Regions from separate parts of the Homo sapiens genome. Here region 2 is linked to region 1. A link is a loop called in an ENCODE intact Hi-C map of the cell type or tissue named here. Cell type or tissue: mammary epithelial cell. All regions are shown on one strand. Links, peaks and the distances in the headings refer to the core of each region. The heading gives the core; the rest is flanking DNA.

What was found. Hi-C counts contacts between places; a loop is a spot of excess contacts. Peaks named below come from ENCODE experiments on the same cell type or tissue, not always from the same donor. Only the 100,000 strongest peaks of a DNase experiment are listed, where the experiment ranks them.
Region 2: it touches region 1 in a loop (9-fold over the local background); 6 of 110 quality-filtered maps call a loop at or near these places.

The regions. Positions count from the first base shown.
Region 1 is chr1:234,107,353-234,122,622 of GRCh38, reverse strand. All of the region lies in intron 2 of SLC35F3 (solute carrier family 35 member F3), which reads right to left. Among named protein-coding and RNA genes, the nearest start is that of SLC35F3-AS1, 160 kb to the left of the region's middle. In mammary epithelial cell, for the core only: CTCF peaks have their summits at 7,856 (motif pointing left) and 10,941; DNase peaks (open chromatin) are centred at 7,532 and 7,772; H3K4me3 peaks cover 231 bases; H3K27ac peaks cover 916 bases.
Region 2 is chr1:234,180,581-234,195,850 of GRCh38, reverse strand. The region is part of intron 2 of SLC35F3 (solute carrier family 35 member F3); the gene reads right to left. Among named protein-coding and RNA genes, the nearest start is that of SLC35F3-AS1, 85 kb to the left of the region's middle. RefSeq lists an enhancer at 6,887-7,598. In mammary epithelial cell, for the core only: a CTCF peak has its summit at 7,131 (motif pointing right); DNase peaks (open chromatin) are centred at 7,280 and 9,640; H3K27ac peaks cover 3,549 bases.

The DNA.
Region 1 (15,270 bases), core at 3,165-11,164:
GACAAGGGGAGGGAGAGCATTAGGACAAATGCCTAATGCATATGGGGCTTAAAACCTAGATGATGGGTTGATAGGTGCAGCAAACCACCATGGTACATGTATACCTATGTAACACACCTGCACGTTCTACACATGTATCCTGGAACTTAAAGTAAAATTTTAAAAAAATGCCCCAAATATGATGCCATTTGAAGTCATTTTCTAGAATCATTACTCAAATATTGGTATAGCTATTTGCCTATATATTTAAAAAGTACTTTTCATCTCTGGTGAGCATGTTGTGGAAGACACAGATTTAAAAAAGAAGAAACGGAATGCCTGGTCAGACGTCAAAGTTTTCAGATGTATCATTACAACACATGAATGCTTTTGATTAACCTGCAGAATTCTTAATTACTGTAGGGATAATGTTAAAGTCAATATTAAGCTTTTACACAGTTGGTGGGAGTGTAAACTAGTTCAACCACTGTGGAAGACAGTGTGGCAATTCCTCAAGGATCTAGAACTAGAAATACCATTTGACCCAGCGATCCCATTGCTGGGTACATACCCAAAGGATTATAAATCTTGTTACTATAAAGACACATGCACACATATATTTATTGCAGCACTATTCACAATAGCAAAGACTTGGAACCAACCCAAATGTCCATCAGTGATTGATAGACTGGATTAAGAAAGTGTGGTACATATACACCATGGAATACTATTCAGCCATAAAAAAGGATGAGTTCATGTCCTTTGTAGCGATGTGGATGTAGCTGGAAACCATCATTCTGAGCAAACTATCATAAGGACAGAAAACCAAACACCACATGTTCTCACTCATAGGTGGGAATTGAACAATGAGAACACCTGGACACAGGGCAGGGAACATCACACACCGGGGCCTGTCAGGGGGTGGGAGGATGGTGGAGGGATAGCATTAGGAGATATACTTAATGTAAATGACGAGTTAATGGGTGCAGCAAACCAACATGGCACATGTATACATATGTAACAAACCTGCATGTTGTGCACATGTACCCTAGAACTTAAAGTATAATAAAAAGAAAAAAAGAAAAAAAAAGCTTCTTTAATTATTAATGCTTTTCATTACTATTCAGCTTTACTAAGCATCTGACATTTCCAAGTCTTTCTTCTAAAATATATTATATTTACTCTGCATTAAGAAAGTAATTTTTCGGCTGGGCGTGGTGGCTCATGCCTGTAATCCCAGCACTTTGGGAGGCCGAGGCGGGCGGATCACGAGGTCAGGAGATCGAGACCATCCTGGCTAACATGGTGAAACCCCGTCTCTACTAAGAAATACAAAAAAATTAGCCGGGTGTGGTGGCGGGCGCCTGTAATCCCAGCTACTGAGGAGGCTGAGGCAGGAGAATGGAATGAACCCGGGAGGTGGAGCTTGCAGTGAGCCAAGATTGCGCCACTGCAGTCCAGCCTGGGCCACACAGCAAGACTCCGTCTCAAAAAAAAAAAAAAAAAAAAAGTAATTTTTCATCTTCAAATTGATAAAAATAAAATGACCAGAACTCAGAAAAAAAAATTATCATGGGCTATTTTTTTCTATTGAAGAGTTGCAAACAATGGTTAAAACTCAAAAGTTTGTTCCTAAGATTTTTAAATATGTCGCATCCCATGCTTGAATCCAAAAGAGACCAAATGCTAAAAAACTGCTTGAAAATTATACTAAGACACATAAAAAACATTTCAAGGCATTAGTGAGAATTGATTAGATTTAGCAAATGCTAGATTTAGTGAATGCTTAAAAGATCCCTCGATTGTAAATAAAGTTGATCAGAATTTTAAGTAGGACTGAGTGGAGAACTGCAAACAGATTGGAGTGTCTGGCAGTGAGGCGTCCTGCAGGGCATGGCGGTGACTCATATAAGGAGGTCCAACTGCCCCTCCTTGGCTGAGAAGAAGGAGACCAAGGGCTGTCTTGAGCTTCACGCTCTTGCTGCTCAAAATGAGGCTGATAACGACTGTCAAGCCAGGTGTGATCTTTTGTACTTTTGTGTAATTATGGCCCCAGATGTACACAGTAACTTGGCTACTTCTGGCAACAACAGCTTTGTGCCTTGAACTTGAATGCTTGGCCATACTGGGCAATCAAAGGGGAAAGAGTGCAATGTGCATTAGAGGCTCAGAGGAACTGCGGTTCTCAAAGGATTCAAATGTATATATGGACATGCTGAGCACGGTTTCTGAATTATCACAGATGCCCAGCAAATGCTAGCTGATCTGCTATTATTGCTATTATTCCCAGAACAATAAAAAGTCCTGCAGTTTATATTATAGCACTGTCAGCACTGACTCCCAATACTTTAACTTAAGAAGATACTTCACATTTATTTTCATTGCATACAAAATGGAAACCCCAACTTCGATTCAGTAGTGATAAGAATGTAAGCCGAGTGAAATTATGCCATTTGAGATGCCTCAATTTTATCTCTAAGAAACACAGAGAGGTCACCTAATGTCATTCTGGCAGTGGTCCCCTTGCCCACTGCTGGAGAAAATGGAATTCCAGTGTTTTCCAAGTTCTGGGAGGCAAAGCATGAACTGTCCCTTCTGCAGCCTGCACCTCCAGCTCCCCATGCACCTGCCAGCACAGTGGAAGGTGCCATGAAGCCACAAAGGGGCTTCTACTTGGCAAGGCCTTCTCAGTTCAGGGCTGGTGCTCTGACAATGGCAGCACACCAAAAACAGCTTCAACCATGGGAGAAAAGTGTTAGAGGCTGTAAATTGAGTGTGTGTGTGCGAAAAAGAAAATAGTGCATATTGCTGCGTGATGGAAGTCTATTTGTTATATAATAGGCAACTATGCTATTTTCAGCTTCTCATCTGCTACTTTTAGCTGTTTTGACTATCCTGTTCATTTCCCCACCCCTAATACTAGCTGGCACAGATAAAACAGAGTGCAATAGTTAAGTATCTAATATAAGCATCTAAAACAGGATTATTTCTACCAGGGATGCATGGGAGCAATTATCTAATGATTAGATTAGATGAAGTGTTCACAAAGGAAGGAACAGAGCTTCGTTTTCCTTTCAGCTCAGCCTATGACCAAGAAAGGACTCGCCTCCCTGCATTGGAAGCTTTTGTGATGCTACCGTTATGAATGGGAAATGTCTATCCAACGGCGGACCCATCATGCTATTTTAAACTTTTTAATAACAAATTAGCTATAATTTGGAATTAGCTTTGCCACGAGACAGATTTTTCATGGTTTATTTGGTTTGTTCATCCCTGATGTCTTCATAACATTGTGGCAGTTAAGAGATTTTTGTTTGAACGCTTTCAGAAAAAAAAAAAAAAAATCACCATGAATTGAGAGGCCCTATAAGGCTGTGGAAAAGATGGAGGCTAGTGTGCAAAGGCCCAGGCAGCAAAGCATTTGTGTGTGTGGTAGGTGGCATGACTGCTCACAAGTATTCACTCCCCTTCTCTTACCCTTACACACCCCACCCCTGCCATGTGATTTCTGCCTCTCTTATGGAAAGAGCTCAGTCATGGGATGTGCTGATTGATGTACAGGGATCTAACATGTGCCTTGTCTGAGCAGAAACTTCAAGAGGTGTGATGGGTTCCTGCCAGCTCTCTTGATCTGTCCTCTGCAGCAAAGCCAACTAATACAGAATGATTTAGATGATTCACTCCAACTTAGCTCCATTTTTAGTACCTTACTCTAAGAATATTCAGGTAGTGCAAGAGGTTTTGTAAAAAAAAAAAAAGAAAAGAAAAAAAGAAAAAAATAATTTGCTTATTTGTCACTAAAGGAGAAGCAAATGAATAGATTAAATGGACCTTTTTGAATCAGAAGAGTTGGTTCTAGTTCTAGTTCTTCTGAATATCAGCGTGTGACCTTGTACAGGTCATTTCACCTCCCTGAGCCTCAGTTTCCTCATTTTAAAAAGGGAAATAAGAATTTTGCTGCTGCTTACCTGACACCATGGCTAAATGAATCACATAGAGCCAGGATTGGCCAACATTTTCTATAAAGGGTCAGAGAGTAAATGCTGGAGCCTTTGTAAGCCATATCTGGTCACTGTCACTCTTCCCTCTTCCTCCTTTTCCTCTCCTCTCTCTCCTCCTCTTTCTTCTACAACCCTCTAAAACTGTAAAACCCATTCATAGCCCGCCAGCGATATGCAAACAGGCCTTGGGGCAAAGTTGAACTTCCAGCCAAAGTTTGCTGACCCCTGAATTTGAAAGGATCATTAAAAGGTAAAAAGTTAGGGATGGGGGTTGTGTGTCAATGGAGATGGAAATCCGACGATACAAACTCTTCATACAAAATGCTTGTTTCCAGTCCCTGCCTGATGTCTGTGGAAAGGTGGGATAAAAGTGCATTACAACAACAACAGATCAGGGTAACATGAAGTCAGGATGCTATTCGGTTACTTAGCATCCACAGTGTATTCAAGTTTTTGCAAAATGACACAGGAAGCAGTATCTTGGAATTGCTATTATTTTGTCTTCCGAAGTCTAGATTTTTAAAAATAAAACAAAGCACAGTGTTAACTAGCAATCCCAATTGAGTCTGGATATCCCATGTTTTATCACATCCTGGCATAATGAAATTAACTCTGGCCTTAAAGGTTATGAGCTCTTTCTGTGTATCTCACAGTTTCTTGTGGTTTTATATATATATACACACACACACACACACACACACACACACACACACACACACACACACACACATATATAGTCTTTTTTTTTTTCTTTTTTGAGACAGAGTCTCACTCTGTCACCCAGGCTGGAGTGCAGTGGCACCATCTCGGCTCACTGCAAGCTCCGCCTGCCGGGTTCACACCATTCTCCTGCCTCAGCCTCCTGAGTAGCTGGGATTACAGGCGCCCACCACCACGCCCGGCTAATTTTTTGTAATTTTAGTAGAGACGGGGTTTCACCATGTTAGCCAGGATGGTCTGTATCTCCTGACCTCGTGATCCACCAGCCTCAGCCTCCCAAAGTTCTGGGATGACAGGCATGAGCCACTGCGCCCAGCCTGTTTTTTTTTTTTAGACAGGGTCTCACTCTGTCACCCAGGCTGGAGTGCAATGGTGCGATCTCGGCTCACTGCAACCTCCATCTCCCAGGTTCAAGTGATTTTCGTGCCTCAGCCTCCCAAGTAGCTGGGATTACAAGGGTGTGCCACCATACCCAGCTAATTTTTGTATTTTTAGTAGAGACAGGATTTCACCATGTTGCCCAGGCTGGTCTGGAAACTCCGACCTCAGGTGATCTGCCCACCTCAGCCTCCCAAAATGCTGGGATTACAGGCGTGAGCCACTGCACCTGGCCTCTTGTATATTGTATTAGGGTGAATCTTGCATGAAACCCTTCAAACCAGAGCTGTTTGGGGTCAACATCTGAATATAGCACTCAGAGCTAAGAGTCATGCTTAGTGTCAGCAGGGGTAGGCCCAACAAAGGGATACTTAGTCCTCGCTTTTTGAAGCACCAGAAATTCTACAGCTTGGGTTACATAGATGCTCTAAGGTAAAAATATTAACTTTCTCTTACTGAATTTGGTTTGCTTTTGGTGACAAGAATAAAGACAGGTAATAAGAAGGCAATCTACCTTGGAGTAATTCCATTAGTCACTAGATCTCTGTTTTTAAAGACCATCCTCCATAAGATAAACCATTGCTCCTTGGAGACTTGGCTGATTCCAGGGCTGGGGCTGAGATAGTACAAAATAAGCCTGGACATCTTGTTGCACTGGAAAGTAAATCATTGCTCAAAGAATGATGGGAATATGTAAAAAGAACAAAACCCCCAGCTTAAAAGGGGCTCTAGGCTGGGCGCGGTGGCTCACGCCTGTAATCCCAGCACTTTGGGAGGCCAAGGCGGGTGGATCACTTGAGGTCAGGAGTTCATGACCAGCCTGGCCAATATGGTAAAACCCTGTCTCTACTAAAAATACAAAGAAATGAGCCAGGCATGGTGGCATGTGTCTGTAATCTCAGCTACTTGGGAGGCTGAGGCAGGAGAATTGCTTGAACCTGGGAGACGGAGGTTGCAGTGAGCTGAGATTGCGCCATTGCACTCCAGCCTGGGCAACAGAGCAAAACGCTGTCTCAAAATAAATAAATAAATAAATAAAAACAAAAATAATGGGGGGTGGGAGGGAGGGTGGCTCTACTGCTAAATTTGGGACAATGTGAGCACCAAAATAAATAATGATAATAACATAGCCCTGTGGTCTTGTGACTTAATAAGAAATATTTATTTGGTCTTTTCCCCTGACTGAGTCTTGGCACACAGCTTCTAAAGCCCTTGAATTTCCTGAGCTGTAAGGGCCATAGGTGCATCTTTTGTTCTAATATTTGGTCTCTTTGACCCCAGTTCCTGACACAGAGCTCATAAATCTTTTGGAAGGAATTGCTTTCCCTTTTGCTCCTAAGCAGATAGCTACAGACCGAGGCCAGATGTCTCCACAGGTAGCTACTTTATATTGACTTTATGTAAAGTGCAGATTTACTAAGCATGAGACAAATACATAATTGACTATTCCTTTATGCCCTCCTTTCACATATGAAATGTGGATTTGGTGAACGCTGATCAAAGACTTGAAAGAATGCAACTGCTTGCCCCTTTTATCTACCATCTCCCCCTTTTCTTTCTTCCTCTTTCCCCTACTGCTCACCCTTTCCCCTTAATTATTGACGTTCCCAGACCCTTTTTGTCAAAAGCTCGGATCACAGATTGTTCCTGCAGGTTTCTGTTGCTTTTTCCCAGGTGCATCTTCAACCCTGGCAAAATTAACCTCAAAACTGATTGAGATAAGTCTCAGATACTTTTTGGTTTACAATGGTTATGTAATAAAATGCCCTTGATTTTATAAAATACACACTGAGATATTTCGAGGTGAAGGAAAAGGAGCATTATACCCATGGCTTGTTCTCAAATGGTTCAGAAGACAGAATAAAGCAAATGTTAACATTTGAGAATCCAAGTGGATATGGAAATTCTTTTACTATTTTTGCAACTTTTCTCTAAGTCTGAAATTATTTCAAAATAAAAAGTTGAACATGTTAAGTGGGGATAGTGAGTAGATCTTAGGTTTACTTTATTCCTAAGCATTTGGATTCCAAGAGTGGGTGGTCCTAAGCCCAGAGAAGAGGCCAAAAGGGAAGCTGAGGGTAGACAAGGCAGTGGAATGTTCCTGGGGAAATGCTTTGGGTTGGCAAAGCATTGGTCCTCAGAGCAGCCCATTATGTAAGTGCATACAAGGGAAGGACCAGAGGACAAAGGACACAAATTAAAACCACAGATTCCAAAGCACCACAAGTCCACGCATAGGCAGATGTGTGGGCAGCCAGGAGTAAAAGGGGCAGCAATATTAAAGAGTAAAAGGTGTCGATGAGTACTTGGAAAGTGAATTATGAGGTCCCTCAAAAGGCAGAGAAAGCTTGCACATCCAGCTTCTTCCAGGAGATTCTTAGACACTTCCTTACTGGGGCAGAAACCTACCTGAACACTTTGGCAGCCACAAGCAAGTACAGGCAAGATGAATGCGCTTCCTTGGAGGAACAGAAACCCAAAACACTAGAGGCAGAGCCAGAAGACCTCATCATATTGACCCGTTTTATTTTATAGACCATATGGATACCTTTCTACCATATTTTAATATCAACTCAATACCCGGTCCCCTTTAAAGCTGTCTCTTTATAAACAATGACAGCCACAACAAACAAACAAAAAACCCACCAACATGTGGCAAAATGCACGCCGCATCTCAAATGCACGCCGCATCTCAAGATGACCCGTTTCCAAATACTGTTTTGAAATAAAGGAAGCCATGCTTAAATTATACTCCTTTAGCGCCATCTTGTGTCTGCACAATGAAAAACGCCTCTTTCCAACTCTTCCCCAAATGTCCAAGAAAGGGAAATCCCTCCTCATTCCAACCTAAAATTTTCCTAGGTTTAAAATTTCTTCTTCTGAGCTAAAATTACTCTTAAAAACACATTAAAAGAATTAAATCTCAATTCTCAGCAAACAAAGACATTCTTTTCAAAGTTAAGTGTACATGAACACAAGTGGAGAATAGCAAAAACAGATTAGTCTTGATTCACAAATCCCTTAACTATCTCACGGTATTCTGCAATTCTCCCTTCAAACTAATAGTACTCCATTAAAATAGAACCTTTCATAAATATGTCAGTTTATAATTAAAAACAAATCAGCCATATTGGAAATGTAGTTTTATCTTCTTTCCTTTACTCACATTTGAAGGACCAAACAAGCAATCTTTTAAAAACAGCAATAACAACAAAAACTCAAGAATTAGGAGCTTTTCATAACAATTTCAGTGCACATTTTTCAAATTTGTTTTCCTTTCCCAAACTTAAGCAAAAACTCATTATCTTCTCATCAGCAATAAATACCATGATATAAATTTCCAAAGAACAGCAGAAATCTATTAATGGCATGCAGTGGTGTGCTGGAGCCAACTCATACTGGCTCATAAGACTATCGTGTGTATCTCCTTCCAAACACAGTCTGTGATGTCACACTGGTAGTTTGAAACCAGCCATAGTGGGAGCACTTACCCTGCGGAACTGGCAAATGCTGCAAATCAGGGTCCCTCTTGCCCCAGTCTCCTCCTGGAGAGCCGATTGTTAAACTCTTACCAGCACACATTGCATAAGGGAGGCAAGAGAACACTTGTATCCGAGTCTTTGCACTTTGCTGAGAAATCTCTTACGTGTCACCAAAACCTTTTCTTATTTTTTTATTTTGGAGATGGCGTTCTGCTCTTGCTGCCCAGGCTGGAGTGCAATGGCACGATCTCGGCTTGCTGCAACCTCCACCTCCCGGGTTCAAGCAATTCTCCTGCCTCAGCCTCCCGAGTAGCTGGGATTACAGACGCATGCCATCATGCCTGGCTAATTTTTGTATTTTTAGTGGAGACGGGTTTCATCATGTTGGTCAGGCTGGTCTTGAACTCCTGATCTCAGGTGATCTGCCCATCTCATCCTCCCAAAGTGCTGGGATTACAGGCGTGAGCCACCATGCTTGCCTACATGTCACCGAAATCTTAATGGTCATGAACTAAAGTCTATGAACACAAGAAAGACTTCATTTTAGGGCAGCCTATAATTAAACAATTTAATATCTTAAATCCCAATTATACCTTCCAACATTACATTTACATTTAGCAGCTTCTTCCTCCTCTAGCTTCTTTAAATTTCTCATAAATCAAGAGAAAATAAGTATTAGCCTGTAGTGAGTATGTTCAGAGCTTACTTTATGAAACAGTTTTCCTGGAATGCAAACAAAAAACAAATGCTTAAGGGATCTCCAGACAACTGCCAGGTTTCTCCTGGCTCCATCCTGATTCTTTTATGTCCCAGGTCTAAGGCCAAGGGCTTACTTTGATGATTATGGCAATTTAGTCTGTGGTTGGACGGAGAGGACAAATGTGGAAATTATCAGGGGCTCATAAGAGTGCTTTGATTATGTCAGAAACTTTAAGCACAGCACATATATTAATAGTTATTTCTTTTCTTTCTTTTCTTTTTCTTCTTCTTTTTTTAAAATGGGGATGAGGTTTTGCTCTTTTGCCCAGGCTGGTCTCGAACTCCTGGGCTCATTGGTCTCAAACTACTGGGCTTGAGCGATCTTTTCACCTCAGCCTCCTGAGTAGCTGGGACTACAGGCATATGCCACCATGCCCAGCCTCAAGTAAAAGTTATTTCTGAAACCGGTCATTAAGAATGTGAATTATAGGCCGGGCACGGTGGCTCACGCCTGTAATCCCAGCACTTTGGGAGGCCGAGGAGGGTGGATCATGAGGTCAGGAGATCGAGACCTTCCTGGCTAACAGGTGAAACCCTGTCTCTACTAAAAATGCAAAAAAAAAAAAAAAAAAAAAAAAAAATTAGCTGGGCATGGTGGCGGACGCCTGTAGTCCCAGCTACTCTGGAGGCTGAGGAAGGAGAATGGGGTGAACCCAGGAGGCGGAGCTTGCAGCGAGCCGAGATAGCGGCACTGCACTCCAGCCTGGGTGACAGAGTGAGACTCTGTCTCAAAAAAAAAAAAAAAAAGAGTGTGAATTATAAACTTCACAAAAGATTGGGTAAAATTTCCAAACACAATACAAGACAATAACTATTTGGGATTACTTTTGGAAATACGGGGTAGAAGATAAACTCTGATATGAGTCACATGAGAGAAAAGGACAGCAAGGTGTTCTGTGCATTGTTATAGGGAAAGTATGTGTCTAAGCACAGATTTTTTTGTTTTGTTTGTGACAGGTTCTCATTCCATCACCCATGCTGGAGTGCAGTGGTGTGATCCTGGCTCACTGCAGCCTCGAACTACTCCCAGGCTCAAGGAATCCTCCTACCTCAGCCTCCTGAGCAGCTGGGGTCACAGGCATGCACCACCATGCCTGGCTCCTTTATTTTCTTTTTTATTTTTATTTTTTTGTAAAGACGAAGTCTCACTGCCCAGGCTAGTCTTGAACTCCTGGGCTCAAGTGATCCTCCTGCCACTGCCTCCCAAAGTGCTGGGTTTACAGGCATGAGCCACTGCACCTGGTCTAAGCACTGAATTAACCAGCACAGCCATGGCAAGGATGAGAAAGATCTGAGGTTCTGCCGAAAGCATGGCCTGCATTTATCTCAGGCTGCTCCACTCGGAGGATGAGCTATTCTCAGGCGCTTGTCTCCCCCAGGATCCTGATGGGGACTACACAGGATACAGAAGGACAAGGCCAACCTCACCCTAAACATCTTGCTGTGTTCTGAAAGCCCCATCTCATTGTTTCTCCTATTTTTAAAAAAGTCTTCTTTTCTTTCCTTAGCATAATTCTCAGCTTTCTCCAGGCCTGAGCTCTGAGGCCGCTGTCCTGGGGAAGCTCTTCCTGTTGGCCTGGAATGTGGTACCCAGCAGCTTGGGACTGGATCGTCACTGCTGGCTGGAGTCAGCAGAGGGAGCATGGGTCACACGATGTGGCCACTGTGCTGCTGGCTCTTCAGCACGGAGTCTTCAGAAAGCACAGAGGACAACCGGGCGCAGCGGCTCACGCCTGTAATCCGAGCACTTTGGGAAGCCGAGGCGGGCGGATGACCTGAGGTCAGGAGTTCGAGACCAGCCTGGCCAGCATGGTGAGACCCCCGTCTCTACTGAAAATATGAAAATTAGCCAGGCATGGTGGTGCACACTTGTAATCCCAGCTACTCAGGAGGCTGAGGCAGGAGAATCGCTTGGACCTGGGAGGTGGAGGTTGCAGTGAGCTGAGATTGCGCCATTACACTCCAGCCTGGGCAAAAAGAGCGAAACTCCGTCTCATAAAACAAAACAAAACAAAAAATACAGGGGCCTTTTCACCAGCAAAGTCAAACAAGTCCACATGAACACAGATCAGGAGCTAGATTAAATTAATTCACTCTCTTACAAGAAAACTAAATTAAAATTTTATTTTTTTAATTAAATAATTAAAAATTAAATTCACTCTCTTACAAGAAAATCCAATGGATTTCTTTCCTCTGATTATAAAACAAATGTTTACCTTATTTCTCATCTTAAACTTTTCTGTTTCCCATTTCCTATAACAATGTTCTAAAATCTCACCGTCTAGAGATAGCCACTATGAACTTAATAAAGCTTATACTAGATTTTTCACATAATTACAAAAATAAGAGTCTTCTCATCTTTTAAAATTTTGTTTTATGGGGCTACACAATTCCATAATGTGGATCCACCTTAACAGACTTACTTGACATCCTATTTGGAGTGTTTAAAATTTTTGTCATTTTATAGCAAAAGATTTTTCTGTAGTTTGTATTATTTTCTCAAGACCAGTTGCTAGAAGTGAATTATTGTGTCTGAGGGTATAAGATCTATCTGGCTAAAAACCCTTCCAAATTTACATTCCCATCAGCTGTGGATGAAACTGTCTTCCATAGCATCCTGGCTAGCACTGTAATTCTAATTGTGTTATTTGTCCAAAAAATGGAATATGGTTATTGTGTTTTGCATTCTTTTGCTTACTAAAAAGATTGGCTGTATTGTATGGTTTTCTTCATGCATTAATTGTATATGTATTTAAAACACAATTTTATCCATCTGTCCACTCATTCAGCAAATGTTTATTGAACACCTACTGTGTATAAGACACTGTGCTAAAACCACACACATTATCCTGAACCAAAATCTTAATGGCCTCTGCCGCAGGACACCATCCCTTCCTGGCTCTGCCATTCCAGTTAGTGCCTCCTGTCGGCTGATTTGAGAACCGGTGTGAGTGTCATTGCCATCTTCCATCAATTGACACATTCTAGGAAATTCACCTTGAAAATGTCTCTAAGTGTCATCCCCTTTTTTTATTTCCACAACCACTAACTCTTATCCAGGCATCCAAGAGCTCTTGCAAGGAATATAGGATCTGAAGTGATCTTCCTCCTCCGTATTCAACCTACAAACTGATGCTGGAGCAGTCTACCTTTCCTCTGATCAGAAACCTTCCCTTTTCTCCACCTTCTCAATTCTCTAGCTTGAGCTCCAGGGTCTTTGCGCTTCTGGGCCCATCTTACCTGTCCTTCGCTTTCCATCCTTCACTTTCCTAGTCATACTATCCTTCACTTTCCGTCCTTCACTTTCCTAGTCATACCATAGCCCTGCCAACCAGAGCTAGTTGCTGTTCTCTAAACAGGTGCTACATTTTCTGGCAGCTGTGCCCCTGGCCATGGCATCTCGCCACACCCATCTTCAAAGCCCAGCTCAAATGCCTCCTTCTCTAAGAAAGTATCCCTATTACTGTGGGCCAGATCCTCCTGACTTCAGAGCCCAGGTGGCATCCACTGCGCCCTCTCTGGAACACCCAGAGCATGGTCCACTCCTTCCAGTGGCCGTCACCTCTTTGTCCTCCCCCTCTCCCTACCATCTTTGAGATCAGACAGTACGAGCTCACTTTTGCATCCTGTTGCCTAGAACAGTCCTAGCACACAGTAGTCCCTCCCTAAGTGTTCACTGAATTGAAGAATGAATGAGGACATACATATTATAGATAAATAAAGGTGCTAGCAACCATGTGGAGGAGTCAATGTGTAAGAAGGAAGTCAACCGCACAGAGAAACAGTGATGAGATGGAAAGGGAGACTCCTAAAAACATTCAAGGTGGGTTCTCTGGGGTTTCCTCCCTCCAACCATGAGGAGATGAGCTGCCTATGGCTTTAGGATGCATCTGCTTCCACCTTCTTTCATGTGCCTCTTCTTTGAGACTCTCATCTTCACTTGACACACATTTAACCTACAGGCTAGGCTCTAAAGCAAAAATTCTAGAAATGGCCTCCGTGTTCCTAGCCTTTCTCTAAAATTCCTTCCTGCCCTAAAACTATGAAGAAAGAAATCTTTAGCAGGGAGTGTTACTTTCTTTCACAAGCCTCTAGGCAATGTGAAAATTTCTTGAGCCTGGCCTCCACCCACTGGTGGCTTGACTCACTCTTACTGCAAACAATGCACACATAAAGAAGACTGCTCACAGCAGCTCTCCTTCTGCAAAACAAAACGCCTCAGTGTGTGGGGCTGCCTATCAGGATGGTCAGAGCAGAATGACTTTCACAAGTAGAATACTCCACTCCCTGAGATTGGTGGCAGGCATTTCAAACACTTCCAGAGCAGGAGACACTCTGAGGCCACTTGCCACCTGAAATAAAGTCCATAAATGATCAGAACGACTGTGTCCAGACATCTGGTAATGGCTATAGCAATTGCTTGTGGAGATTTATACCTGGGCTATGAGAGAAACATATTTAAAGAAATCAAAAAAGATATATATATATCTTTTATATATATATAAATATATATATCTTTTATATATAAAAGATATATATATTTATATATATCTTTTATATATAAAAGATATATATATTTATATATATCTTTTATATATATAATATATATTTTATATATAAAAATATATATATCTTTTATATATATAAATATATGTATCTTTTATATATAAATATATATATCTTTTATATATAAATATATATCTTTTATATGTATATCTTTTATATATATAAATAATATATATCTTTTATATATAAATAATATATATCTTTTATATATAAATAATATATATCATTTATATATATAAATAATATATATCTTTTATATATATATCTTTTATATATATAAATAATATATATCTTTTATATATATCTTTTATATATAAATAATATATATCATATATATAAATATATATCTTTTATATATATAAATAATATATATCATATATATAAATATATATCTTTTATATATATAAATAATATATATCTTTTATATATATAAATATATATCTTTATATATAAATAATATATATCTTTTATATATATAAATATATATATCTTTTATATATATAAATATATATATCTTTTATATATATAAATATATATATCTTTTATATATATATCTCACTTCCATTTGAAACAGGGTATCGCTATGTTGCACAAGGTTGGTCACTATATTTTTAATGGAAGATTGGGAATAACAGCCATTTCTGTGGCTTGTTTCAGTAAATGCTAGCACTTAAGCAGTGCTTTTTTTTCCTTAGGGGGCTTATGCTTATCATTACCCGTCATTCATACTTGGAAGACAAATAAAGAATTACAGACATAGCTGACTGCTAATAGTTCTGTGAGGCTAGTGCCCAAGTAAGCAAGTCAGGTTTTCCAAATAATACATAGAGGGAAAACAAAGGGAGTTGCTCAGTCAGTCTAACCATGTTTTTCTATAAAGTGTACTTTGAGTGCTTCCATTAATAAAAGAATGGAAGGCAAACAGATTTATTGTTTACCTCCTGTGTACCAGGGCCTCTGCGAGCTGTCTTTTAATGCTTTCTCATTTGATTTGTAAAACTTCTTTTATAGCTGAGGAAACCAAGGCTCAGAGAATGTAGATAAATGGACTGAAGCCATTTAGTTAGAAATGCCAGGAGCTGGGTAAATAGAGCCAGGAGCTCTATGTAAATAGAAGGTCTGTGTCCTTTCTGCTTTAGGGTGCTTCATCTAGTAGTCATACACATGATAGTGAACTAGTCATGATGCTCTCCACTGTAGGTACTATAATAGCTGAAGTGGTAGATTAAATTACTGGTGCCAATTCTTTACTCCCCGGTAATAGCAACCCTGCTGGCACCTTGATCTTGGACTTCCAGCCTCCAGAATCATGAAGAAATTAAAGTCTATTGCTTAACATAATAGCTGAAATGGTAGATTAAATTACTGGTGCCAATTCTTCACTC
Region 2 (15,270 bases), core at 3,901-11,900, 72 kb before region 1:
TCAGATCTTGTGAGACTTATTCACTACTATGAAAACAGTATGGGGGAAACCGCCCCCATGATTCAGTTGTCTCCCACTGGGTTCCTCCCACAACACATGGGAATTATGGGAGCTGCAATTCAAGACGAGATTTGGGTGAGGATGCAGCCAAACCATATCATACTTTCTATCTCACTGTGGCAGGTACGTGGTTGCAGGGGGGTATTAATGGGTTTTCAGGATGGTCTCTAGAGAAAGTAAAATTGGACCGAAACCTAAAGGAAGATAAGCTAATCTTTTAAAGAGTGGGGAGAAGGGCCTTCCAGTCAAAGGGGACACAATGAAAAGGAGCTTGATGCTATAAGAATAGAGCAATAGATAAGGCCAGTGGAATAGGCAGGAATCCACCCCACATGCCTTGAGCCTTGATACATTTAGATTTTAAAAGCCAGAGTAATGCTTGTGATTTGGAAGGGGGGCAAATAAGCCTGAATAAAGTCAAGTTTGAATCAAGAAATTGGACTGTGGAATTGGATGGAAGTGAGGCGAGAGATGAGGGCAATGCCGTACTCAGATGGTTCTGTGGCTCAAAGTGGCTGGAGCACACAGGAGGCTGGGATGGTCTGATTTTTTTGACAAAGGCTGTCATACTTGCTCCTAGGTAGGCACAGCCTGGAAAGCAGTGGGCAAAGAAATGGGAGACAGTGGAAGGGTTCTGTCCACACGTGTCCTTGGGTTACTTTCCACTTGCTGATTTGCTTCCCGGGTGCAACTGGTTTCCCTTTTTCTCCCAGAGCTTGAGTGCAGTCTTGATGAGCCACAGCTATGTGCCCTGCTCAGAAAGAAGTGTCTTGGGGTATCCACAGTAAAGCTGCCTGGAGGATGCTGAAAGTATGGTGGTCAAGAGTGGCTCCCAAAATATATGCTCTTTCCAAACATGTAGAAACCCGTCATCTGTCTGTCGCCCTAATTGCTCCTCAGCATAACTGGGTGCAGTGTGGGCTAACAGGACAGGAAACAGGAACATGGGTTAAAAACCCATGTTTGAATTGGAATATTCCAAGACCAGGATGTGTTGGAGGTGAATTCTGATTCACTATTAGAATCACCTCCTCCAATATCACTGTAGAAGAGATTCTGGAGATGCCTAGAGGGTCTCTCATGTTGACACCCACATATGTTTCTAAGCCTTTAAGGGGTCTTGGGGACATCTCTGTGGGTCTTGAAGCTGCTCTTTCTTTTCTTTTTTTTTATTGCATTAATTTTTTAAAAAATTTCCATAGGTTTGAGGGGGAACAGGTGGTATTTGGTTACATAAGTAAGTCCTTTAGTGGTGATTTGGGAGATTTTGGTGCATGCATCACCTGAGCAGTAAACGCTGAACCCAATTTGTAGTCTTTTATCCCTCACCCTCCTCCCACCCTCTCTCCTGAGTCCCCAAATTCCACTGTATTATTCTTATGCCTTTGCATCCTCATTGCTTAGCTCCCACTTATGAGTGAGAACATGCGATGTTTGTTGTTTTCATTCCTGAGTCACTTCTCTTAGAATAATAGTTACCAGCTCCATCCAGGTAGCGCAAATGCCATTAGTTCTTTCCTTTTTATGGCTGAGTAGTATTCCATAAACAATGTGTTTATCCACTCATTGATTGATGAGCATTAGGGCTGGTTCCATATTTTTTGCAATTGCGAATTGTGCTGCTATAAGCTTGCGTATGCAAGTATCTTTTTTTAATAATGACTTCTTTTCCTCTGGGTATATACCCAGTAATGGGACTTTTGGATCAAATGGAAGTTCTACTTTTATTTCTTTAACTATTAAACTTTAAATAAAACACTGTTTTCCATAGTGGTTGTACTAGTTTACATTCCCACCAACAGTGTAGAAGTGTTCCCTTTTCACCATATCCATGCCAACATCTATTATTTTTTGCTTTTATGATTTATGGCTATTCTTGCAGGAGTAAGATGGTATTGTATTGCGGTTTTCATTTACATTTCCTTTATCATTAGTGATGTTGAGCATTTTTTCATATGTTTGTTGGCCATTTGTATATCTTCTTTTGAGAACTGTCTATTCATGTCCTTACCCCACTTCTTGATGGGACTGTTTGTTTCTTTCTTGCTAATTTGTTTGAGTTTGTTGTAGATTCTGGATATTAGTCCTTTGTAGGATTACAAGTTGTGAAGATTTTTCTCCCACTCTGTTGGTTGTCTCTTTACTCTGCTGACTCTTCCTTTTGCTGTGCAGAAGCTCTTTAGTTCAATTAAGTCCCACCTATTTATTTTTGTTTTTGTTGCATTTGCTTTTGGGTTCTTGGTCATGAAGTCTTTGCCTAAGCCAATGTCTAGAAGGGTTTTTCTAATGTTATCTTCTAGAATTTTTATAGTTTCAGATCTTTGATTTAGTTCCTTGATCCATTTTGAGTTGATTTTTGTGTAAGGTGAGAGATGAAGATTCAGTTTTATCCTCCTATATGCAGCTTGCCAATTATCCCCACACCATTTGTTGAATAGGGTGGCCTTTCCACACTTTATGTTTTTGTTTGCTTTGTCCAAGATCAGTTGGCTATAAGTATTTGGGTTTACTTCTGGGTTCTGTATTCTGTTCCGTTGGTCTATGTGCCTATTTTTATACCAGTACCATGCTGTTTTAGTGACTATGGCCTTATAGTATAGTTTGAAGTCAGGTAGTGTGATGCCTCTAGATTTGCTCTTTTTGCTTAGTCTTGCTTTGGCTATGTGAGCTCTTTTTTGGTTCCACATGTTAGGATTGTTTTTACTAGTTCTGTGAAGAATGATGGTAGCATTTTGATGGGAATTTCATTAAATTTGTAGGTTGCTTTTGGCAGTATGGTCATTTTCACAATATTGATTCTACCCATCCATAAGCAGGGGATGTGTTTCCATTTGTTTGTGTTGTCTATGATTTCTTTCAGCAGTGTTTTGTAGTTTTCCTTGTAGATGGCTTTCACCTTGTTTAGGTATATTCCAAAGTATTTTATTTTATTTGATTTTTGCAGCATTTGTAAAAAGGGTCGAGTTCTTGATTTGATTCTCAACTTGGTCGCTGTTGGTGTATAGCACAGCTACTGATTTGTGTACATTAATTTTGTATCCTGAAATTTGCTGAATTTATTTAACAGTTCTAGGAGCTTTTTGGAGGAGTCTTTAGGGTTTTCTAGGTTTACGATTATATCATCAGCAAACAGCAACAGTTTGCCTTCCTCTTTACTGATCTGGATGTCCTTTATTTGTTTCTCTTGTCTGATTGCTCTAGCTAGGGCCTCCAGTACTATGTTGAATAGAAGTAGTGAGAGTGGGCATCCTTGTCTTGTTCTCAGAAGGAATGCTTTCAACTTTTCCCCATTCAGTATTATGTTGGCTGTGGATTTGTCATAGACAGTTTTTACTACACTGAGGTGTATCCTTTGTATGCTGATTTTGCTGAAGGTTTTAATCATAAAGAGATGCTGGACTTTGTCAAATGCTTTTTCTGCATCTATTGAGATGATCATGTGATTTTTGTTTTTAATTCTCTTTATGTGGTATTACATTTATTGACTTGCATATGTTAAACCATCCCTGCATCCCTGGTATGAAACCCACTTGATTATGGTGGATTATCTTTCTGATATGCTGTTGGATTTGGTTCACTAGCATTTATGATTTTTGCATCTATGTTCATCAGAGATGTTGGTTTGTAGTTTTCTTTTTTTATTATGTCCTTTCCTGGTTTTGGTATTAGGGTGATACTGACTTCATAGAATGATTTAGGAGGATTCCCTCTTTCTCTGTCTTGTGGAATAGTGTTAATAGGATTGGTACCAATTCTTCTTTGAATGTCTGATAGAATTCAGCTGTGAACCCATCTGGTCCTGGACTTTTTTTTTTGTTGGTAATTTTTAAATTATTATTTGAGTCTTGCTCCTTGTTATTGGTCTGTTCAGGGTTTCTAATTCTTCCTGACTTAATCTAGGAGGGTTGTATATTTCCAGGAATTTATCCATCTCCTCTAGGTTTTCTAGTTTATGTGTGTAAAGGTGTTCACAGTAGTAGTCTTGAATGATCTTTTGTATTTCTGTGGCGTTGGTTGTAATATCTCCCATTTCATTTCCAGCTGTGCTTATTTGGATCTTCTCTCTTCTTTTCTTGGTTAATCTTTCTAATGGTCTATCAATTTTATTTATCTTTTCAAAGAACCAGCTTTTTGTTTCATTTGTCTTTCGTATTTTTTTTTGTTGTTGTTTCAATTTCATTTAGTTCTTCTCTGATCTGGGTTATTTCTCTTCTTCTGCTGGGCTTGGAGGTGGTTTGTTCTTGTTTCTCTAGTTCCTTGAGGTGTGGTCTTAGATTGCCTATTTGTGCTTTTTCAGACTTTTTGATGTAGGCATTTAAGGCTATGAATTTTCCTCTTAGCACTGCCTTTGCTTGTATCCCAGAGGTTTTGATAAGTTGTGTCATTACTGTAGTTTAGTTCAAAGGTTTTAAATTTTCATGTTGATTTTATTTTTGACCCAGTGATCATTCAGGAGCAGGTTATTTAATTTTCATATATTTGCATGGTTTTGAAGTTTCCTTTTGGAGTTAATTTCCAGTTTTATTCCACTGTGGTCTGAGAGAGTACTTGACATAATTTCAGTTTTCTTAAATTTATTGAGACTTGTTTTGTGGCAATCATATGGTCTATCTTAGAGAAAATTCCATGTGCTGATGTGTTGGAGGCTGCACAAGTATTTCTTATGATTAGGCATAATTGAAGCCTGTTAGCAATAATGAGAACCTGTGAGCAAGTAAACAGCTAACCAATCATTACCTCCTCCTTCTTGCTCTTGTTACCTAATATATAAGAAGGGCTGTGGAAGCTCGGCAGCTGCCTTTGCTCACTAGAAGCAGGGAGCCCTTTTCTTTTCTTTTTCTCTTCTCTTCTTCTTCCCCATGCTAGCCTTTCCTTAAAATAGTTACTTTTGTTTTTTGTTACCATTTCTACGTTCATCCCTTTGTTCAGTCTTGTAATGACGGTCTCAAGCAGTAACAGTAATAATTGCTGCAATGAGGGTCTCAAGTAGTAGCTGTGGCAGTCGGCCACACTGATGAAATAGAATGTATATTCTGTGGTTGTTGGGTAGAATATTCTGTAAAATATCCGTTAAGTCAAGTTGTTCTAGGGTATAGTTTAAACCCAGTATGTCTTTGTTGACTTTCTGTCTTGATGATTTGTCTAGTGCTGTCAGTGGAATATTGAAGTCCCCCACTATTATTGTGTTGCTATCCCATTTCTTATGTCTAGCAGTATTTGTTTTATAAATTTGGGAGCTCCAGCATTAGGTGCATGTATATTTAGGATGATTGTGACATTTTCCTGTTAAGGCCTTTCATCATTATATAATGTCCCTCTTTGTCTTTTTTAACTGCTGTTGCTTTCAAGTTTGTTTTGTCTGATATAAGAATAGCTATTCCTACTCACTTTTGGTGTCCATTTACATGTAATATCTTTTTCCACCCCTTTACCTTAAGTTTATGTGAGTCCTTATGTGTTAGGTGAGTCTCTTAAAGGTAGCAGACACTTAGTTGGTGAATTCTTATCCATTCTGCAATTCTGTATTTTTTAAGCAGAGCATTTAGACCATTTACATTCAATGTTAGTATTGAGATGTGAGGTACTATTCAATTCATCATGCTATTTGTTGCTTGAATACCTCGGTTTTTTTGTGTGTGTTTTTGTTGTATAGATCCCGTGAGACCCATGCTTTAAAGAGGTTCTGTTTTGGTGTGTTTCCAGGATTTGTTTCAAGATTTAGAGCTCCTTTTAGCAGTTCTTGTAGTGCTGGCTTGGTAGTGATGAATTCTCTTAGTGTGTGTTTGTCTGAAAAAGACTATCTTTCCTTCATTTATGAAGCTTAGTTTCACTGGGTACAAAATTCTTGGCTGATAATTGTTTTGTTTAAGGAGGCTGAATATAGGGCCCCAATCCCTTCTAGCTTGTATGGTTTCTGTTGAGAAATCTGCTGTTAATCTGATAGGTTTTCCTTTATAGGTATCTGATGCTTTTGCCTTACAGCTCTTACGATTCTTTCCTTTGTCTTGACTTTGGATAACTTGATAACTATGTGCCTAGGTGAGGATCTTTTTGTGATGAATTTCCCAGGTGTTCTTTGAGCTTCTTGTATTTGGATGTCTAGCTCTCTAGCAAGGCTGAGGAAGTTCTCCTTAATTATTCCCCCAAATATGTCTTCCAAACTTCTAGATTTCTCTTCTTCCTCAGGAATGCCAATTCTTAGGTTTGGTAATTTAACATAACCCCAGACTTCTCGGAGGCTTTGTTAATTTTTTAAAAATTCTTTTTTTTTTTTTGTCTGTGTTGGATTGAGTTATTTCAAAACCTTGTCTTCGAGCTCTGAAGTTCGTTCTTCTGCTTGTTTGATTCTATTGCTGAGACTTTCCAGTACATCTTGCATTTCTCTAAGTGTGTCCTTTATTTCCTGAAGTTGTGACTATTTTTTATTTATGCTATCTATCTCACTGAAGATTTCTCCCTTTATATCTCGTATATTTTTAAAAATTTCCTTAAGTCGGACTTCACCTTTCTCTGGTACCTCCTTGATTAGCTTAATAATCAACCTTCTGAATTCTTGTTCTGGCAATTCAAGCATTTCTTGGTTTGGATTTGTTGCTGGTGAGCTAGTGTTTTTTTTCTTTTTCTTTTTTGAGGTGTTAAAGAACCTTGTTTTGTCATATTGCCAGAATTATTTTTCTGGTTCCTTCTCATTTGGGTAGGCTATGTCAGAGGGAAGATCTGGGGCTCAAGGCTGCTGTTCAGATTCTTTTGTCCCATGGGGTGCTCCCTTGGATGTAGTACTCTCCTCTCCCCCTTTTCCTAGGGATGTGGCTTCCTGAGAGCCGAACGGTAGTAATTGTTATTTCTCTTCTGGATCTAGCCACCCAGATGGGCTACCAGGCTCTGGGCTGGTACTAGGAGATGTCTGCATAGAGTCCTGTGATATAAACTATCTTTAGGTCTCTCAGCCATGGATACCAGCACTTGCTCCAGTGGCGGTGGCAGGGGAGTGAAATGGACTCTGGGAGGGTCCTTAATTATATTATTGTTGTTTATTGTAGTTCTGTGCTGGTTGCCCTCCTGCCAGGAGGTGGCGCTTTCGAGAGAGCATCAGCTGTGGTAGTAAAGGGAGGGTCAGGTGGTGGGCAGAGCCCTAGAACTCCCAAGAGAATATGCCCTTTGTTTTCAGCTACCAGGGTGAGTAGGGAAGGACCATCAGGTGGGGGCACGGCTAGGCATGTCTGAGCTCAGACTCTCCTTGGGAGGGGCTTGCTGTGGCTGCTGTGGGGAATGGGGGTGTGGTTCCAGGTCAATAGAATTGTGTTCCCAAGAGGATTATGGCTGCCTGTGCTGTGTCATGCAGGTTGTCAGGAAGTCGGGGAAAGCTGGCAGTTACAGGCCTCATCCAGCTCCCGCACAACCCAAAAGGCCAGTCTCATTTCCACCATGCCCCCTGCCCCCCACCTCACCAGCACTGAGTCTGTTTCCAGGCAGTGGGTGAACAGGGCTCAGAACTTGCACCAGGCTACCAGCCTCCAGGCTGAGAAAGCAAGCAGGACTTTTTTTTTTTTTTTGAGGCGGAGTTTCGCTCTTGTTGCCCAGGCTGGAGTGCAGTGGCCCGATCTTGGCTCACCGCAACCTCCGCCTCCCGGGTTCAAGCGATTCTCCTGCCTCAGCCTACCAAGTAGCTGGGATTACAGGCATGTGCCACCATGCCCAGCTAATTTTTTGTATTTTTAGTAGAGACGGGGTTTCACTGTGTTAGCCAGGATGGTCTCGATCTCCTGACTTCGTGATCCGCCCGCCTCGGCCTCCCAAAGTGCTGGGATTACAGGCGTTGAGAAACCGCGCCTGGCCTTTCATGCCTCCCCACCTGTTGAGTCTGCACATCAGATTCATGCCCTACCCGGAGTTCTGGCTAGGAAACTCTGGTTGTAATTGTTACAAAGTTCAGCTGGAGGTTTCCTTCTCCCTGTAGTCTTTTCCCAGTTCCTCTGGCAGCCCTCCCCAGGGACCCCTGTGAGACAAGTCAGAAATGGCTTACATGGGGACCCAGAGAGACTGCAGGGCTTTTCCTGCTGCTTCCTCTACCTCTGTAGTTCACTCAGGTGTCTACATTGTCTCAGCTCAAATCCTTCTCCCATGATCTGGACTTTCAGGTTCCCCAGTGAGGGCACGCGTTCATGGGCGGATGATCCTCCTTTCCCACTTTCACAGTTTGGGCATGCACAGTATTTGGGCTGTCTCCTGGGTCCTGCGGGAGTAATCCGCTTCCTTCAAAGGGTCTGTGGATTCTCTTGGCTTTCCTGGTATATTCCTGCAGTAGTTCTTGGAGCAGAAGTTCACAATGTGACTCCCGACATGCTGCTCTATCCATCCGAGTGAAAGCTGCAATTTAGTCCTGCCTCCTGTCCGCCATTTTCCCCCCTCTCCTTGGAGCTGCTCTTTCATACCTTCTGTGCCTGGGATCCTCTCTTCTTCCCCATTTGAGTCACTTCTTGAACAACTTTGCATTTGTGCAAGTGAGAATGGTGGGTTTTCCATTCGCCTAGGAGGTTGGGAACTTTAGGTATAGTATACAATTTACAAACCGCTGTGTGGTGGTTGGTTGCTTGTTCCTTTCACATCACCTGGGGCTGGCAGGCAGCAGCTGGTATCCCTAAAGAGGTGCAGATGGAAAGCATCAACATTGACAAGAGCCCATCATCAATTTCCCCTTCCTGATAAGGGAGTTTCTCTGTGATTCAGGCCAATTCCCCTGGATCCACAGAGCCAGGAGGTCTGGCTGTGCAAGGGAGGGCAGGAAAAGCTAGAGTACCTGAGATGGGGAAGGAGGAATGAGAGAGACACAGGATGCAGAGCCAGGTTAGAAAGCAAAGAGTGAGAGCACATCAGAACCAACCAAACAACAACAACCAAAAAGGAAGGAGCTCCACAGCCCTGAGCATTTCTGAAGTCTCAGGCTCACTATGGGGCCTCTTCCCATAGTATTCCATCAATATGTCAATAATACCTACCCTGCAGGTTGCTGTGAGGTTTAAAGGAGCTAATGTACATGGGATACCTGGTCCAGCATGTTGACTTTACGGAGTCCCTACAACTACCAGTGTTATTTAAAATAATTATTAAGATGGTGGACCCATGATCAGACCCAAGTTGTGTCAACAGAACAGACTATCTGAGATCCTGATGGCATGTGCTCCCTCTCCACCTACCACTTGACACTTCAGAGTCTCAGGGCACATGTCACATCTCACCTCAAATGAGGTGCCAGGTTGGCCTAGGGCAAGAATTCAGAAGGACTGGGAGGAGAGATCAGGGCTAGGAGACGGCACCCAGCTTGTCTCCTTCTCAGAGCAGAGGGGCAAAGTCAGCCCTTTGCTCAGGGTTTGCTACGCATCCACTGAAATTTGGCATCAGTCCTTCCGCTGAATCTCTGTTTGCTGGCCATGCCTTAAAAAACAAATACTGGTCAGTTGTTAAAGTTCACTTGGTCTTGACAGCCAAAGCCAGGAGCATTTGGCCAACATCATGAGTCTGACTCAGCAGAGCGGAGCCCACTGCATGCTTGAGCAATGCTTTGAAGCAAGTCATATCTCACCTCAAATGAGGTGCCAGGGATATTAATGCAATGAGACTGCTTAGTCAATCTGCGCCCTGCTGGGTGAATCACACTCCAAACACCTGTAGGTAAGAACATTCGCTGCAGCTGAGTATATTGCCAGCAACCCTTCCCTGGTGCCTGTTTCTATCTCTGTTAGTGGGGACCTCCTTAAAATGCTGCCTTCAGACAAACTGTCTACGCGGCACTCAGCCTATGGCAGTCAGTAGGTAAACTAGGAATCTTTTTACAGACAGTGAACGTTAAAACCAGCAGGACATCATGAGTTGCTCAAAGAGAGTGATGATAAAAAAATGGTTAGAATTTGAAACAAAAGGGGACAATCTCTTCTTCATACAGGGATAATAACAGAGCAAACATATTATAAAATCAATGCATTATTGGCACAGACCTGCAATTCAGCGGGTATCCAAATGGTGATGTGATGAATGGTAACACAGCACTGAATATCTTCAGAATCAATACCTTAGGTCCACATTTGAGGACTCCTTAAGTATCCCCTTCCAAGTCCCTGCCATCACCCCTGGGTATTCTGTAAAGCAGAGATGGCTTTTCAGAGTGGCCCCAGGGGAGGAGCAGTCAGCTCAGCATCCAGGACAGAGGTCACTGGAGTGCCCCAGCCATGTGAAGGCAGGCTAGCCAAGGGTTCCACCCCAGAAGAAGCATTAATGCCTTAGGTACTACACAAGCTACTAATTAATGAATAATAAATAGACCTTTTGGAATGGCCTAACTTAAAATTACAAAATGAAATGTATTTGCTAGTCTCCTAGAACATTCACTTTTCTGCAGGGCTGCCTCTTTCTACTCCTCGTAGTGAAGAGTCCAGCAAAGAGCTGAGCAATGCGATTGGCTTCAGACACATTTGGATATTCAGCGATCCTGGGACACATCTCGGGTGTCCCTTCTCACCTCTGGTGATGGTTTTGCCTCCCAAAGTGTCCTCTCCTTCTCCTTGGCTCTAATCCTACCCAACTTCCCAGAACCAGCGTACACCCCCACCCCAGAATGCCTTTCCTGGTCACCCCATCTTGTAGAGCTCCCTCCTCCTTCTGCAAGTATTTGTCTCATAATCATTCCTGTGTCTTTTACTCTCCCTCGATGTATTGTTTAGATTCATAACATTATGATTATGTAGCTTCCCTCCTGTTGCAGGGTTGCTTTTTCGCAGGGACTGTGCCCACCTTGGTGTTCTCCATAGAATGCTTCTCAGATGCAGTGTGTGGTACAAATGCCCAAGATCTTGTTAAAATGCAGTCTGACTCAGTGAGTCTCTCTGGGGGCAGGCCCTGAGATTCTGCATTTCTAATAAGCTGTCAGGTAATGTCAAAGCTGGTCTGTCTAGGGACCACACTTTGAGTACCAAGGGACTATCATATCTAGGACAATGTCACGTGTGTGGTAGATTTTCAATAAATAGTTATTCATCATGGGCTCTTTCACCTATTCTCCACCATGGCCTGCGGAGCTGAGTCCTCAGTTCCCTTTGAGGAACAAATATGTAGAGGCCCTGGAAACTGTGTGCTGGCCTTTGGTCATCCCAGAGCCAGGATGGGCTCCACACTCCTCCCACCTGCTCTGGCCTGCGGCAGCATTCCCACGTTCCTTCTATGAGAAAAACAACATGCATCAGGCACTATGGGACGGCGCTGACAAAAAAGACAAAATGTCAGGTCTCATAGCCTCGAAAATTTCCTGCCCATTAAATAAGCATTCCTTGGGTGGTTTTCTCTATCACTGCTAAATATTAAAGTCATAGGTCTCACAGTGTGTAGGCTCAAAACATGCTTCATTCCAGAAGCCACTGTTTTGTCAACTTTACAAACCACATAAAATAGTTTGAATACTGAAAACATCAAGCTTACACAGAGAAATGATATTTTGCTATGGGACTGAATATTTTTAATAAGATCCTATTTCCTGGGGAAAGAAGAAAAGTCGCAATGTAAGCAATAGCAGCAAGGAAGATCATTATGGTTCCTAAGTAATCCAACTACTGATGATAAATGACATAGCAACATGTGCATTTAGGTTTTTTGTTTTTTTTTTTTAAAAAAACTGTGTTCCATGCTAGTAAAGAATTAACTAGCAAAGAACAATATCCTTAAAACAGCTATACATATTTTCAATACATCTAACACATAGCCTACAAAGTAACCAATGTGAATTTGAACTGAGTGCTCCTTTTTTTGTTATAGCTGATAGGTCTCTTAAGATCTCAATGAGTGTAGGTTAACAGATAAATAGAATAAATTGTAAACTGCTCTGCTGGTGTCTAGCACATAGCAGGTATTCAACAAAGGAATGTTGTTAAACAAAAAATGAATGAATGGAGAGAGGAAGACAGGGGTAGGCACCCTTATGGCTTTGTGAATGGGTCCACAGCGTGGTATTTTGTACTTGAACCAGAAGTCGTATGAAAATGAGATACGAACATTTACAGGGTCATAGTCACCATTATTAAATAATGGGAGCCACACTGTACAGCTTGTCCTTAACTGACAAAAGATAAACTCTGCATACAGGCATTGATGACATATGGATATAGAGCTACCAAGGACTCAGTCGACCAGGCCAGCGACACAGTATCGTTTAATGAAAAAGGATACAGCCTGCTACGTATTTATGCATATACACTCACTGAAGGTCTATTTCATGTCAAGTCCTGAGTACCTTAGGTTTTCACAATGACAAAATAAGAATTCATTTGCTTTAAAAAATTGGAATACATCACTCTGAAATATTTACATACGTAAAAAACAACCATATGCATTTTCTTAAATGGTTTCTTTCAAAATCCAGAAAAAAATCAGAAAAAAACTTATAAAGATGATTCTATAAAAATAAGAACTTTTGTATCATTAAGAAAATCTGGCCAGGTGCAGTGGCTCACGCGTGTAGTCCCAGCACTTTGAAGGCTGAGGTGGGCAGATCACTTAAGGTCAAGAGTTCGAGACCAGCCTGGCCAATATGGTGAAACCCTGCCTCTACAAAAAAATACAAGAATTAGCTGGGTGTGGTGGTGTGCATCTGTAATCTCAGTTACTCAGGAGGCTGAGGCATGAGAATTGCTTGAATCTGCAAGGTGGAGGTTGCAGTGAGCTGAGATTGTGCCACTGCACTCTAGCCTGGGTGACAGAGTGAGACTCCATCTCAAAAACAAACAAACAAAAAGTCTTAAGCAAAGTAAAAAGGCAAATAAAATTTTAAAAATGTAAATTATAACTCAAAGGATTAATATCCCTAATATAGAAAAGATTAGAAAAATAGAGAAACAAAAGACCAATGATTGTATAGAAAATGGACTAGAGATATGGTCAGAGTTCACAGGAAGAGAAATGCAAATAGCACTTCACTATATGCTCAATCTCATTCATAAGAGAAAAATGAAATTTAAAACTGCACTAATATGATTTCTCATTTATCAAATTGGAAAAAATCCCAAAGTTTGACAATATCATGTAATTAGCAATGCTGTGGGGAAATGGGCACTGTCGGTCATTGCTGGTGGGAATATAAAATGGTACAACCCCTATAAAGAGGAATTTGGCATTGTCCAGAAAAATGATGTATAAATTTACCTTTTGCTCCAATTATCCTACTTCTGGCAATCGATCTCAAGAAAGATACCCAAAGATGTATGCACAGGATATGTATTACATGCAGCACAAATACCCACCAATAGGAGAAGGTGAACAAACCAGGACACGGCCAGACAATGGAGCTGAAGAAAGCAACAGCACTCCTAGAGCCCAGATCAGGGTCTCTCAATACTGTTTCTTACTGAAAGACACAGGGCTCCTTAAAAAATGGCTAATTCCAGGTATGGAGTAATAAATGTGCAAGATGGATTCCAGAACATGTTGTCATACAAGAGATCAATCAATCAATCAATCAATCTAGCTCTCAAAGAGTCAGGTCAAAAGGAAGTGATCTAACTTTTAGAAGCTTGCTCTGGCCAATGAAGGGACAATTGGAATATCATTAAGGATAATAACTGTAATGGACTTGAACACACAGAACATGCATGAATCCCTGAATTTATAAAAATATTTGGAAAAAACCTTACTGGTTAACTTTAGGAGATATTAGAAATCCAACTTACTGTTTTTAAATCAGTTAAAAAAAGGAAAAAATTAATTCCTTTCGCCATTCGTATATGAAATGTACTTTAGGGAAATCAAATCATTGATGAGAGGAAGCTTCTCTTTACAGAAGTTTTCCAGTTAGTAAAAAGAAGATGATAGAATATAACTACTGGACAATCTCTGATCAATTAATGAATTTAGGCAGTTCATAAATAGTTGCTATTGATAAACAGATAACCAGACAATATGTATTTTGTGATGAAAATACACAGAACCACATGTGAATTATCCTAAAAAAGAAACCAAAAACAAAGAAATAAAGAAAAAACCAGAATAAGGTCACAATGCAAGCAAACTTTTATCTAATTACATCTAATTATCAACTTACAGGAAATACGGAGGACAAAATAACATGGTAAATGACACCACAGAGATGCCATCAGCAACATTCACACTGTGGAAAATTCTCAAGACAAACTGCTCTCTTCAACAAATGAGTTAGAAGAGGCAAGGAAAAAATGGAGGAGGCACCTATAGATTAAAAGATATTTTAGAGACCTGTCAACTAATTGCAACATGTGGATATGGACCTTATTTAGATCCTGATGCAAACAAACTATTTAAAAATGGATTTCTGAGATAACTGGAGGGATCAAACAGTGGATAATTTCTAATACTGTGATAACATTTTAAAAAAGAGTGCTTATTCTTTTTTCTCTCTTTTTTCTTTTCTTTTTCTTTCTTTCTTTTTTTTTTTTTTTTTCTTGAGACAGAGTCTCACTCCGTCACCCAGACTGGAGTGCAGTGACACAATCTCGACTCACTGCAACCTCCACCTCCTGGATTCAAGTGATTCTTGTGCCTCAGTCTCCCAAGTAGCTGGAATTACAGGAACATGCCACCATGTTGGCTAATTTATTGTATTTTTTTTTGTAGACAGAGGATTTTGCCATGTTGGCCAGGCTGGTCTCCAACTCCTGACTGCAAGTGATCCACCCATCTCAGGTTCCCAAAGTGCTGGATTACAATCCAGCCACCGCGCCTGGCCATTTTTAAGAAATACATACATTTAGAAATGCCTCAAAAGAAATTATATGATGTCTGGATTTTCTTCAAATCAATCTGATGGGAAGAGGGAACGGATGGTGGTATAGATGAAATGAGATTGGTCTTGAGTTGCTAATTGTTGAAACTGGGTGATGGATACATGGCAGTTCATTGTACGATTTCCACTTTGTAAATGTTGAATTTTTGATAATAAAAAGCTAAGACAAAATTAAATTAATAAAAATTAAATAAAGGAATAGGAATCTCCTGTATCTTCCCTCCTTCCCTGCCTGGGTATGTGATGACTTTTATTTCTGGAACACTTTACTCCAAGGTTCCTCTAAACGTTATGGGATTCAAATCCACTCTCAGGTGCCTTTGCAGTAGGAGGTGGCCAATGAGGGAAATAGGAAGAGAGGTGAATGAAGTCCCCAAGACTACAACTTTAAATAGAGAGTGACCTGACAATTCTAA